Regions from separate parts of the Homo sapiens genome. Here region 1 is linked to region 2. Evidence: read pairs that join two places in POLR2A ChIA-PET (ENCODE). Cell type or tissue: HepG2. All regions are shown on one strand. Links, peaks and the distances in the headings refer to the core of each region. The heading gives the core; the rest is flanking DNA.

Region 1 (4,397 bases), core at 167-4,166, 1.2 Mb before region 2:
CTCTACTAAAAACACAAAAATTAGCTGAGCATGGTGGCACATGCCTGTAATCCCAGCTACTCTGGAGGCTGAGGCAGAAGAATCATTTAAACCTGGGAGGTGAAGGTTGCAGTGAGCCAAGATCGCACTACTGTACTCCAGCCTGGGCAACAAGAGAGACTCTTGTCTCAAAAAATAAATAAATAAATAAATAATGAAAAAGAAGTTACGTGGCCAGTCTTAAGACTCTTGCCAGAACAAGAATCTGACAAATGGTTTTAAAAATGTATCTAAAAGACACAAGTATATTTTTAATTTACTCTCCTGATAGCTTGAAATCTGTTTATAAGTAACGTTGGTTTCTTTTAACAGATTGCCTGGAATGGAAAAACTAGTGATGTGTTTTTTGTCTTCCATAAGGACTGAGAGAGTATATTAAAATATAATTATCAAGACACTTCTTTGTTGAACATAGAAATTACATAGTCTACATGATCGTTTAGTTACTGTTGAACACATTTCCTGAGTATATTCTAGCTTAGGGAGCTTAATAAGTGCTTGATAATTGAGACAAGGGACCTAGCTTATAAATTCAGTGAGTTTACCGGGTGGTAATTCCTTTGAATTATGATGAAGAGACATAGACATTTGGGGCTTTTTGTTTTTTTCCAAATTGAGGAGGAATAGGGCAGAGCCGAGTTTTCTCATTTTAGCTTTGTTTAGCCATCATTTTTAAACAGCTGAATGGGGTTAGGGGCAGTCCCTGGCCAAGGCATGGAGCTGTGCTAACCAGCCCACATGCTGATGTAGAACAAGTGCACATTGGAGTGGTCTTGACATTTTGCTAATGTTGAAGTCATGCCTTATCTTTTTGGCTTTAAAAGGAGAAAATTATCAAAGCCCCATCGTTCTTTGGCAGCAAAGAGGGTAATTTGGTGAATACTGATGTTTTACTCTCAGGGACACTATCAAGTGCCCAGAATTTCCTTGGTGCTCTTTGGAACATAGAAGAAAACCTGACTGAGGCATTCTTGAGTTGCTTTTTAGTCTGTGAACTATAATATTCATGAGACGCTTAACACTTCCCAAAGTGGCAGGGAGGAAACTCTTTGTTTCTTCTGATTCCACCGGAAGAGAGAGTGGACAGGACCCAGGACTTTTCGGAGTAGAGTTAGTGATTCATCTCTTGTTTGTGAGATAGATGGGGCTTGAGTAGTGAGTATCCCTTTGGGACATTTTTTTGAGGGGAAGTGAGAGGCAGCATGCTTCATTTATGCACAGTGATTGAGGTCGCTGAATAATAGATTATATGTTGCAAACATTATTAAGCACTATAAGCCTTGTTATGTCAGCTGCTAGATATCATATGTATTTATTTTACTATATTCAGTTCCAATATGTGTGTATGACTTAATATCTTCATTAATAGATTTTCTTTTTTTCTGAGACGGAGTTTTGCTCTTGCTGCCCAGACTGGAGTGCAGTGGCACGATCTTGGCTCACCGAAACCTCTGCTTCCCGGTGGTAGGTGATTCTCTTGCCTCAGCCTCCCGAGTAGCTGGGATTACAGGCAAGTGCCAGCACACCCGGCTAATTTTGTATTTTTAGTACAGACGGGGTTTCTCCATGTTGGTCAGGCTAGTCTGAAACTCCCGAGCTCAGGTGATCTACCCGCCTCAGTCTCCCAAAGTGCTGGGATTACAGGCGTGAGCCACTGCGCCCAGCCTGATAGATTTTCTTACTACAAATATTCAATAACTTTTAAATTTGTATCATCTGACTTACAAATATCTTTTCATTGTGCATTCATTCATAAGTAGACTGAAAATTTGTAAATTTGAGATGGGCAACACAACTCCTCACAATTATGTAGCTATTTCTTTTATCTCATCTCTAAACCTACCCTTCCATTATCTGCTTTGTGATGCTCGGGCTGTTGTACTCATTATATTAATATATAACCCAGTCTTATATATAACTCGTGTAATATAGTGAATTCGGCTTTAAAATATTCTAATATTCAGCTGGGTGCAGTGGCTCATGCCTGTAATCCTAGGACTTTGAGAGGCCGGGGTGGGAGGATTACATGAACCTTGTAGTTAAAGACCAGCCTGGGCAACATTGGGACACCCTGTCTCTATAAATAATAAAAAAATTAGCATGGCATGGCAGCGTATGCCTGTATTCCCAGAAGTATTTGGGAAGTTGAGGTAGGAGGATTGCTTGAGCCCAGGAGTTCAAGGCTATAGTGAGCCATGATTGTGACACTGTACTTTAGCCTGGGTGACAGAGCAAGACTCTGTCTTAAAAAAAAAAAAAACAAAAAGCAGAAAACCTAGGCTGGGCACGGTGACTCATGACTGTAATCCCGGCACTTCTGGAGGCCGAGGCAGGTGGATCAACTGAGGTCAGGAGTTGAAGGCCAGCCTGGCCAACGTGGCGAAACCCCATCTCTCCTAAAAATACAAAAATTAGCTGGTCATGGTGGCACGTGCCTGTAATCCCAGCTCCTCTGGAGGCTGAGGCAGGAGAATTGCTTGACTTCATCTTAGATTATAAGGTTCTTGAAGATCTATTGTCTGTTTTTTTCTTTTTTTTTTTTTTAATGTTTACTATGGAACACTGTATCCAATAGCCATTCAGGATTTGAACCTTGTATAGTGTTTACATTTAATTTTACTTTTATTTTTTATTTTTTTTGATGGATTCTCGCTCTGTCACCTAGGCTGGATCTGGGCCTAGTGCTGCGATCTCGATTCACTGCAACCTCTGCCTCCCAGGTTCAAGCGATTCTCTTGTCTCTGCCTCCCTAATAGCTGGGACTACAGGCATGCGCCAGCGTGCTCAGCTAATTTTTGTATTTTTAGTAGAGACAGGGTTTCACCATGTTGGCCAAGATGGTCTTGATCTCATGACCTTGTGATCCGCCCACCTCGGCGTCCCAAAGTGCTGGAATTACAGGCTTGAGCCACTGCGCCTGGCCAATTTTACTTTTATTCTTTAAGGAAATAAGTCACCACAGATACTTGAATAATCTCTTCTTTTTTTTTTTTTTTTTTTTTTTTTTTGAGACGGAGTCTCGCTCTGTCGCCCAGGCTGGAGTGTGGTGGCCTGATCTTGGCTCACTGCAAGCTCTGCCTCCCGGGTTCACGCCATTCTCCTGCCTGAATCTCCAGAGTAGCTGGGACTACAGGCGCCTGCCACCATGCCCGGCTAATTTTTTGTATTTTTAGTAGAGACAGGGTTTCCCCATGTTCTCCAGGATGTTCTTGATCTCCTGACCTCGTGATCTGCCCACCTCAGCCTCCCAAAGTGCTGGGATTACAGGCATGAGCCACCGTGCCCGGCCGTACAGGCGTGAGCCACCGAGACTGGCCGCTAATAATCTCTTCTTTGTTTTTGTTTTTGAGACATAGTTTCACTCTCATCACCCAGGCTAGAGTGCAGTGGTGTGATCTCGGCTCACTGCAACTCCGCCTCCCGGTTTCAAGCGATTCTCCCACCTCAGCCTCCCGAATAGCTGGGATTTACAGGCATGTGCCACCACGCCTGGCTAATATTTTTGTATTTTTAGTTGAGACGGGGTTTCACCATGTTGGCCAGGCTGGCCTCGAACTCCTGACTTCAGGTGATCTGCCTGCTTTGGCCTCCCAAAGTGTTGGGATTACAGGCGTGAGCCATTGCACGCCTGGCCTAGGTGGTTCTATTTAGAGTTCATTTTAGATTATAAGATTCTTGAAGATCTCTTGTCTTTTTTTTTTTTTTTAATGTTTATTGCGGAACATTGTATCCTACAGCCATTCAGGATTTGAACCTTGTATGGGGTTTACATTTAATTTTGCTTTTATTCTTTAAGGAAATAAGCCATTCACAGAAATTTGATTAATCTCTTCTTCTTCTTCTTTTTTTTTTTTTTTTTTTTTTTTGAGACAGGGTCTCACTCTGTCACCCAGGCTGGAATGTAGTGGCACAATCATGGCTCACTGCAGCCTCGTCCTCCCTGGCTGAGATGATGCTCCCACCTTAGCCTCCTGCATAGCTAGGATTACAAGCTCACGCCACTATGCCTGGCTAATTTTTGTATTTTTTGTAGAGACGGGGTTTCGTTGTGTTGGCCAGGCTGTTCGCAAACGATCGCTGCTGGTCTCAAGCGATCCTCCTGCCTTGGCCTCCCAAAGTGTTGGGATTACAGGCGTGAGCCATCGTGCCTAGCTGAGTAATATCTTCTTAATTGCAATTGACTTTAAATGTAATTTTAGATTTCGTGCTTTTTCTTTTTTTTGCTCACACTCTGAGCAAGGGTGGCTTGTTCTGAGTCAACCTCGGACTTTTAAATGGAATACTAGACAGAGAATAGGAAAGCTTTTTTGTATACTCATTATTTGTTGTGAAACAAAACCAATTTAAGAGCAATTTGC
Region 2 (4,397 bases), core at 267-4,266:
GGCTCACTACAACCTCCGCCTCCCGGGTTCAAGCAATTCTCTGCTTCAGCCTCCTGAGTGGCTGGGATTACAGGTGCCTGCCACCACACCTGGCTAATTTTTTTTGCTTTTTTAGTAGAAACGGGGTTTCACCATCTTGGCCAGGCTGGTCTTGAACTCCTGACCTCGTGATCCATCCGCCTTGGCCTCCCAAAGTGCTGGGATTACAGGCATGAGCCAGTGCGCCTGGCCTAGATTTTTCTAAAAACAAACAAGCAAACTTAGATTTTAGTTTTATTTGATAAAATGAGACGTTGTACAGAATCTGTCCTTATATGAGTAAACTTATATATGCTAAGCACTAGATCGAAAGCCCCAGCAACTTCTCAGGTGGCAGTCACGTTGTTGCGAGGGTAACCTGAAAACAGCTGTCAGCTGGGAGTAGGAGCCAGGGTTTTTTTCTCAGTATTCACCTTCGGGGGCTGTTGGAGAAGTAAGCAAAACATTTTATGTAAACGGTCCAGAAGACTTTTGAAAAATATGCCATGAATATTTAGAGGTTTTATAGCTGTAGCAAAGTGAGAGGCATGTTGTAGAAACAGGAAAATGACCTTATGTAACCCTTATTATGTTTGCAGCCTGGCTATAAGGATTAGTTGGAAGTCATCCCTGATTAATATTTATCTAGGAGTCAATGATTAACTGTTGTTGTTGATAAGAATATCTGTTTATATTGTATAATGATCACTTTTATTAAGTTCATATACATCAGTATTATTAAAGGATTAGGGTATTTGTGAGCATCATGAGTTTTCACATTCAAATCTGTCTTCTCTAAATGACTTAAAACCATAAGAATTTTGTGTGGAAAAGGAAGGCAGCCCCACAGTACCCATATCACCCTTCATTCATCTCTTGTATCTCACTGCCAGCAGATCACCAATTCCTGTCATCTCTTGGTTCGAGATTTTTTTTTAACCTACCTGAAAAGTTATGCTGTCCTAAGTTTGCCTCTAAACCACTTTTATTTGTGTGGTTTTAGACGAATTGATTCCAGATTGCACACACAGGACCTTAACATAATTTTATGCTTTAGCTGTAAAGATACCCTAACAATTACCAGTGTTGTTGCTGTTATTTCATTGATAATCCGAATCTAAATTTTGACATTCTACTATATAAAATTTTTAATTTGAATATTATTTCATACTATTTCATGAGTAGTTGTGAGACCTTAAGTTGTTTCCAATTGTGTGCTGTGAAGTCAGTCCTCAAGGATCTGAGGATTGGTAGGAAGACCCCTTTCATCTTTCCTGCAGACTTAGGGTCTTTCGTGATTAGCCCTCTTTAATTATTTAAAGTTCTGTCTTTTGCCAGACTTCACATGGGCACCAGAAAATACTTAAGTAGTATTTTCTGTTTTTTAAAAGTCCTCTAGCTTTAGAGCATTCCCGATTTTAAGGGAATGCGAATGTGGAAAGCACTTGCTGAGCCCTTCTACCTCTTTTGTGTTTTTTTCTTTTTCTTTGATACTGTGTCTTGCTCTGGCATCCAGGCTGGAGTGCAATGGGGAGATCATGGCTCACTGCAACCTTGAACTCCAGGGCTCAAGGGATCCTCCCATCTCAGCCTCTCAAGTAGCTGGGACTACAGGCACACATCACCATGCCCGGGTAATTTTTTTGTTTTTTGTTGCCCAGGCTGGTCTTCAACTCCTCGCCTAAAGCAATCCTCCTGAGTTGGCCTCCCAAAGTGCTGGGATTACAGGCATGAGCCACTGTGCCCAGCTTCTTTTCTATTATTTTTGTTAAAGCAAAAAAAAAAAAAAAAAAAAAAAAAAAAAAGGTTACAGTTAACATTTATTTTTAAGGTCTTCTTGGCCAACCACAGTTATCTTCGGAAAACTTTACTTGCTATCCCTTTAAAACATCAATGCATTATTTTGAGGCCGTATCATTGTCATGTTGAAGATCTAGTGGACTTGGTGGTTTTTGTCTCATATTGGTTATTCCTTTTTCTCCCTCTGGCATGGCCTGTGTGATAGCCCTAGTTTTCTCACAGTCTGCTGTCTGCAAAAGGGAGATACTACCAGCAAAGAATCTCAAAACAACATTTTCACCTTTGTCATTGGTAAAAATAATTTAACTTCCAGTTAAAGACAAAGTTTGCAGTAAACAATTTGTTTATTCTTTATGAGTTAATCTTTAAAACCGCAAGTGGTAGATAACTGGTGAACTGAATTAGCTTTATTAGAAAAAAATAAAACAAGCTGTAAAGACTACATATGATTATTACCATGAAAATTCTTCCTAGAATCCAATGAGGAAGTTAAAGGAAAAAAAAAAACACACAAGGAAAAATTCTTCCTAAGTCTATATACCATTTTGAAACATTTAACATTTAAATTTTAGTAACTTAGGGTATAGGTATGAAAGGTACGCTCTGCAATTTTTCTGAAAATTAGAATGGATTTTCTTTTCATAGCAACTGTGAACTTCAGTTATGTTAGCCAAAGGGCATTGATTGCCTCATCTTGCAGAGTAACCACGTTTTATTTGAAGTAGTGACAACCTTTGTACAGTTATTTAGACATTGAACAACATGTAGGAGGCCAAGAGGCATCCCCTTAGATGGTCCCTTTTACATGTCAGTTGCCTTGTGCAGGATAGCCACCTCCACTAAAATTTATTTATGAATTGTAAAGGTAAGATATACTCCTTGTGAAAAAATTCAAGAGCTATAGATAGATGTATATAAAATAGAAAATGGAAGTATCCTGCCCTCTCCCTATCTGTGTGCTTTTTTCATGTGGCACACATTATGTTTTCATGTGGCCACTGTTATTTTTGCTGGCTGCCTTGGAAGCCACCTGTGAATGAACGCTAATTATTTAATCAGTCCTTACTGGGGGACATCAAAGTTGTTTCCAGTTGTGCTGAGACAGAGCAATGGGTTTCCTTCTTTTACATCCTTGTGCATTGCTCTATTGTTATGGATGATAAATTTCTAAAAGTAAAATCACTGGGACAAAGGATACACACACACACACACACACACACACACACACACACTTTTTTGTGACAGGATCTCACTCTGTCACCCAGGCTGGAGTGCAGTGGCGCAATCACAGTTTACTGCAGCCTTGGCCTCCCAGGTTCAAGCGATCCTCCCACCTCAGACTCCCAAGTAGCTGGGACCACAGCGCACACCACCATGCCTGGATAATTATTTTTCTCAGTTTTTGTAGAGACACGGTCTCCCTATGTTGCCCAGGCTGGTCTCAAATTCCTGGGCTCAAGCAATTCTCCTGCCCCAGCCTCCCAAAGTGCTGGGACTATAGGAATGAGCCACCGCACCCAGCCTGGGTATGTATTTTTTAAATATTTTGCTAACTTCAACCAAGTTTTTGATTAGAGCTGAACAGCAAACAATTAAAATAAGATCACTTTTGAATACTTGAAGGATGACAGATGTCTAGTTCATTAGTTGAAAGACAATTCATATGTATTATGTAGTTTATGTACATAATTTTGTCTGAAAGTTTAATAAATTCATCTCTGAGTGCTGCTTAGCCACACAGAAACTCTGAAGACAGTATTTCTAGAAAATAAGTCCTAAGCATAATCATTTACAAAATAATTGGCAAGAAATATTTAGAATGATAATGCTACTAAGGATTCATTGATATATCTAAAAAATGAGAAGGCAGTTTTAAGGTGCCTCCTTGAATTAGTAAAGTTGATTTTTCTTAAAGTGATACATATTTTTGTTTTAGGAACTGGAACAGTACAAAAGAAGTTCTTCCAAGTCTTGGAAACAAATCGAGCTTGATTCTTGAACCTATTTCAATTATTGTATATTTATTTCTTCTTTTCCAAATACAAATAAGATTATACTGTGAATTAACTATTGTGGCAATATGTGAAGAAAGTTAAACTGTATAATTTGTTAAAGGACAAGCTGGATTTCTTGGACTAGTGCATCTCCCTGTATATCTTGAAGCTTTTTAAAAGGAAAAATTATTGTAGAACCACGTGTAATTTTTTTTAAAATAAAAGAATCTTCTACTACCTACCTCTAACATGTTTAAGTGGTATATACTCAATTCAGCATGTATAAGTTTCTGCTTATATGTTTTTAGGAATATAAAAGTAAGAGTATTTGGTTACAGTTTTAAATGCAAGGTTAAGTGCCCACGTTAGACACATTCTTTCTAAAAGGCATTCTCAGCTGTAGCTGGGAGGAAACCGGAATTGGGTTCACAGATGTCAAAATTTTACTCTTAACAGTGAGGCGCAAGAAGCACCTGAAATAGGAGATGCACATTCCCAGGTCCCCACACCTAGAGTGTCGCCATCAGTGGTCTGGAATGGGGCATTTTTAATCAGCACCAATTTCACCCTGCTGTGAGACTGACA

Evidence for each region. ChIA-PET counts read pairs that join two places held together with the same protein. Peaks named below come from ENCODE experiments on the same cell type or tissue, not always from the same donor. Only the 100,000 strongest peaks of a DNase experiment are listed, where the experiment ranks them.
Region 1: POLR2A ChIA-PET joins it to region 2 with 5 read pairs; 1 of 35 experiments calls an interaction of 5 or more read pairs at or near these places.

The regions. Positions count from the first base shown.
Region 1 is chr2:42,612,692-42,617,088 of GRCh38, forward strand. The region is part of intron 4 of MTA3 (metastasis associated 1 family member 3); the gene reads left to right. The region is part of intron 2 of LOC105374555 (a long non-coding RNA gene); the gene reads right to left. Among named protein-coding and RNA genes, the nearest start is that of MTA3, 46 kb to the left of the region's middle. In HepG2, for the core only: no CTCF peak of the experiment used is centred there; a DNase peak (open chromatin) is centred at 2,300.
Region 2 is chr2:43,805,951-43,810,347 of GRCh38, forward strand. DYNC2LI1 (dynein cytoplasmic 2 light intermediate chain 1) reads left to right here. Exons shown (of 13, transcript NM_016008.4): 13 at 3,755-4,060. The coding sequence ends at 3,817. It also overlaps a transcript of ABCG5 not described here. Among named protein-coding and RNA genes, the nearest start is that of ABCG5, 31 kb to the right of the region's middle. In HepG2, for the core only: no CTCF peak of the experiment used is centred there; DNase peaks (open chromatin) are centred at 621 and 2,541.